2 separate regions of the Homo sapiens genome follow, and region 1 is linked to region 2. Evidence: read pairs that join two places in POLR2A ChIA-PET (ENCODE). Cell type or tissue: PC-9. All regions are shown on one strand.

What was found. ChIA-PET counts read pairs that join two places held together with the same protein. Peaks named below come from ENCODE experiments on the same cell type or tissue, not always from the same donor. Only the 100,000 strongest peaks of a DNase experiment are listed, where the experiment ranks them.
Region 1: POLR2A ChIA-PET joins it to region 2 with 5 read pairs; 5 of 35 experiments call an interaction of 5 or more read pairs at or near these places.

The regions. Positions count from the first base shown.
Region 1 is chr5:115,550,680-115,553,179 of GRCh38, forward strand. No RefSeq gene overlaps it. Among named protein-coding and RNA genes, the nearest start is that of FEM1C, 7.2 kb to the left of the region's middle. In PC-9, no CTCF peak of the experiment used is centred here; a DNase peak (open chromatin) is centred at 979; H3K27ac peaks cover 289 bases.
Region 2 is chr5:115,322,057-115,324,556 of GRCh38, forward strand. The region is part of intron 2 of LOC105379129 (a long non-coding RNA gene); the gene reads left to right. Among named protein-coding and RNA genes, the nearest start is that of CCDC112, 27 kb to the left of the region's middle. In PC-9, no CTCF peak of the experiment used is centred here; no DNase peak of the experiment used is centred here.

The sequences.
Region 1 (2,500 bases), 230 kb after region 2:
TCTCTACTTTTGAGGAATTGATGGTCTGTAGGAGAAATGTAGCTATAAACAGATGAAAACAAAATATGTGTATAAACAACAGTGAGAGCCCAAAGAACAGAGCTGCTAACTCTGCTTGAGCAAATCTGGGAAGGAGGTGAAGGTTAAATGGAATTTTAAAGGATTAGTAGGAGGAAGCCTAGCCAAAAGTCAGCAGGAGGGGGGTGGGAGGGGGCACCATCCAGAATGCTGGAGCTGAGAGAACACGTGAGATGTTCCCTTCTTTCTTCCTGCTTCCCCCGTGCCAGGGAGAGAGTGGTGCCCTAAGCTACCCTCTGAACGACCAAAAATCCCTACTCCCCTCACTCAAAGTGTATCCTAATATTAACACACCATTTCCTATTCCTACAGCTCAACCAGCTTTCATATTTTCTTCATGCAGCTTCTCTCTTGCAGGTTTTAGGAGGAGTGAGACCCCACTTAAGGTTATTTACTTAAAGCAAGAATACTTCCTTGGGGTACTAGCATTTTAAAAAGGAAACTTGTGAACCCAAATTAATTTTAAAATTGTAGAAATATGCACGCAAGAATTCTTTTAGCAGGGAGATTTCCAGGTTCCCTTTGGGTAGTTTGGTCTTATCTTTACTTCTCTGAATGAAGCAAGATAAGGAGGCAGCAACTCAGTCACCAAATTCTGTTAATTTTCTCTTGGCCCAGTCTCCCTCTATAGTATGGGGTTATCATTTCACTTATCACATTATTACAAGCTAGAAATCTTATGTCATTATAAAAGTATCCATTTATTTCCTTTGTTGTCTTATTTCCTGAAGTTGTCAGGGCCCTAACTCTAGCTCTCTAGCCACACCCTAAGTGACGAACTCTGGTCCTGAGTTCCCCATCACCACCCAGACTGATGTCAGATGGGGCCAGGTTCTTCTCAGTTTTCAACACATGCGACCCCACCCAAAGTCACTGGATCCACGCTTTATTAGAGAGGGATGAGTCAGATCTCTACTAACCCAGTAGTCTATCTAAGTCTCCACACAGAACAAGGACTCCCTATCGTCTCCCATACCTGGGTCAAGGGCACTCCCACCTCCTCTCCCAGGCCTGGGGAGAGTGCCTCAGACTCCACTGCAATGCCCCTGTTGACCAGGACTAGACACTCGAATGATCTTCTGGTGCTTTCCTCTTTCAGAACTCACAAAACAAACTTTGATTTTACAGCCTCACTCTCTAGGTGTCTTCACATCCTGGCACCAGTTCCCAACTATATCAAAGCTGCCTTCTCACACACACACCAACACCATCCCCACACAAGAGCTCCCAGCCACCTCCTCAGATGCTTAGCTCGAAGGCCCTCTTCCCCCTATTTGAATAGGAACAAATCACTATGGATGATTCTCTCTCTCTCCCAAGGTGATTACTCCAAACTCCAGAGCTGCTTCAACACCCCCCCAAGTGCTCTCTGGTCTAGGAACCTCATGCCATTCATCCTCCCAGTGGAATTTACTATGTTCTAGTGTGGAATTCTGTGAGGATCAGCTCCACCTCATTTCCTATCCCCCTGACTTTCTGGGCGTCTAGTGACTGTGTCCACTGACTCTGTGCCTCCCACTCCATCTTTAGGTCCTTCCTACACAGGCACAGGGTGTTCCACTGCTGCCATTCTCTGAAGAGGCCAGTGCCTCAGAAAGAAAGGTCACTTTCCCCAGCCCCAATCCCACCTGTTTTTGGCTTCTTTCTCCTGCTGCCAATTGGCAGTTCCAATATGTCTTGTCCATATCCCAGCCCTGAACTCAGTCATGACGGTAGGGACCTTCACTTTGACTCTTTCTTGTTGGAGCCAGCCATGAACCCATCTTCAAACTCCCAATACTTATGATTGGAAACCCCCTGGCCAGTTGTTGCCTGGATTGTAACTGGGGCTACTGTATCTCTTAATAATGACTCCCATTTGGCTCTTCCACTGGCATTATTCTCTGCACCTAGGTTAGTTCTTCAAAGCCTGTCCCATTGTAGTGGGTAGGTCTCATGCCAAGTCTTGGCCTCTCTTCCTGCCACATGTGGCCATACATACAATCAAATCTTGAGTTACAACTGCTAGTCAGAGGGGATAAGCCCCTTAGTGTATGTTCTGTGAGTTCAGTGCTATTGTGGAGCATGCCTGAGGACCCATCTGAAGACTTTCATTAGTGGTAGGTCTGTGCTACCTAAGGTTCTCCCCATGAGAAGCATAGATCAGATCCTCAGAAGCAGGCTGGCAGATGTGTCCTTGACACTGAGTACTGCTGTATGTTTATCCTCTTTAAGCTCAGTACAGTCAATCAGTTTTCCATGATTTATTTTATTTTGGCTAAGTCAGTTTACTGTTATTTATTTTAACTAATAAGTAAGTGTTTTCCCATGTGCTTCAGACAAGCTTCAATTCCTTAGTCAGAGGCACCCAGTCCAAGGATACCTAAAACAGCCCTCACCTTCCAAGTCCTTATTGAAAGTAACCCTCTGATTAGCCATTTGT
Region 2 (2,500 bases):
TTGATTTTTAAAAGATTAATAACAACATTTGGAGTTAAAGTTTAATATTATTTTAGAGAGCATACTTTTTATGATAAAATCCACTTCATCTGTGTTAAGAAGCTAAGTCAAAGAGGAAGTCCTTTGGATTACTTTTTTGAATCTAAAGGTCCCTCAGTGCTCACTCTCTATACATCATTTGTACTTCCATAGGGCTCCCTTTTTATATATGTCTCTTGAAAAAACACTATTGTGTGCAATGGAAATATATTTTGTGCAGAGCTTCTATTTATTATTTTTTGTTTTTGCTTTGAAATAATTATAATTATTATAACTATTGTGAATAATTATAGATTCATGAGAAGTTACAAAAAATGTGTAGACAGGGATGTCCCGAGTACCCTTTATCCGGCTTCCTCCATTTGTATCATCTTGCATAACTGTAGCTCAACATCAAAACCAAAAAATGGACAACGGTAAAACACACAGAGCTTATTCAGATTTTACCAGTTTTATATGTCCTTAATTGTGCATGTGTGTGTGTGTGTGTACATAGTCCTATGCAATATTATCACATGTGTAGATTAGTATAACCATGACCATAATCAAGATACAAAACTGTTTCATCCACACAAGGCTCCCTCATGCTATCCTTTAATAGTCAAGTCCCCACTCCCTAAACACTAATCTGGCAACTGTTAATCTGTTCTCCATTTCTATAATTTTGTTATGTTAAGAATGTTACAATAAATGGTGTCACACTTTATGTACCCTTTCGATATTGGCATTTTTCACTCAGCATGATTCCTGTTAGATCCATGCATTATCTATCTTGTTGCATGTATCAATAGTTTGTTCTTTTTATTGCTGAGTAGTATTCCATGGTATGGATGTACCACAGTTCGTTTAACCATTCATCCACTGAAGGATGTCTGGGTTGTTTACAGGTTTTGGATGTTATGAGTAAAGCTGCTATGAATATTCATGTACAGGTTCTTGTGTGAACATGAGTTTTCATTTCTCTGAGATAAATGTCCAAAAGTGCAATTGCTGAGCTGTATGGTGTGTTAGTTTGTTTTCTGTTGCTATAACAGAATACCTAAGACTGGGTAATTTATAAAGAAAAGAAATTTGTTTCCTCTAGTTCTGGAGGCTGAGAAGTCCAAGATCATATCACTGGCATCTGGTGAGGGCCTGCTTGCTGTGTCACAACATGGTGGAAAGCATCACATAGCAAGAGGGCAAGAGCATGTGTGTATGGTAGCCCAGGTTTCTCATCCTGTTCTTATAAAGCCACCAGTCCCATCATGAGAGCCCCATCCTGATGAGCTTATCTCATCCTAATCATCTCCCCAAGTCCCACTTCTAATCATCATATAAACTTGGGGATTACGTTTCCAATACATGGAATTTGGTGGATACATTCAAACCATAGCATATGGTATGTGCATGTTTAGTTTTAAAGAAACTGCCAAATTGTATTCCAGTGTGACTGTACCATTTTATTTCTATTTATTTTCTAAAGTATATGTTAAATAATAAAACACTTTTGTTATTTAATATTAACTGCAATATTTATTATGTGTATTTTAAAATTTAATCAAGTTGTTTATTTTACCACTTGGTAAATTACAAAATTCATCTTAGAGATTTATTTTTAATGTAAAATTAACCTAATAGAGGAAGAGAATGTAATCCTCTTAGTGTTCTTCTGCTATTGAATATACGTTATGTAGTTGATCTTTATTGATGTTTACCTCTTTAGTCTTATAAAAAAGCTGTTGCACTCCAAGGATATACAGAATGTGTTTTTTTCCTCTTTTCATAAATAGAGAATATAAATAAAGTGAAACCAAAAGATTCTTCCAATAACATACAGTTTAAGAGGAGAAGCCCTTATTGGGTTGGCTCAAAGTAAAATTTAAAAACCACAGAAGAACTTGATTTTTGTCTCTTCTCTTCCTTTATATTGTATGTAGGTAGATCAAAAGATCAAATTTCAAGAACTTTAAAAAAAGTCAGAATGTGCTTAGAAATAAAGGTAGGATTCTATATATAAGGAGCAAACAGAAACTAGGACAACGGGTGACACAATTTCATGGACTGCAGAAGAAAAAGAGTCCATGATCAACTGCAATATCCATGACTCAACTGACAAATATTTGTTGAGAACCCACTATATGCCAGACACTGTAATGGGAGCTGTGGGGAGATGGGAGTTTAAAGATTTAGGATAAGAAATATAATGCCACCCAAACCCTTCCTGTCTAGCTGGGAGGCAGTGGATCATGCATGAAGAGACTGGAGAGTGATACAGAAAGGCAGATACTTAATGACAATGGCTGACATGCACTTGATTGTGGGCCGAACACTGGGCAGAGTTTTGCAGATGTTACTCAATCCTCACAACAACTCTGTGAGGTCACTCTCAGCATTACCATTTTACAGATGAGGAAACTGAGGACTGAGGAGTTAAAATATAACATGTTATTTACAACAGTCATTTTCCATGTTCACTGAA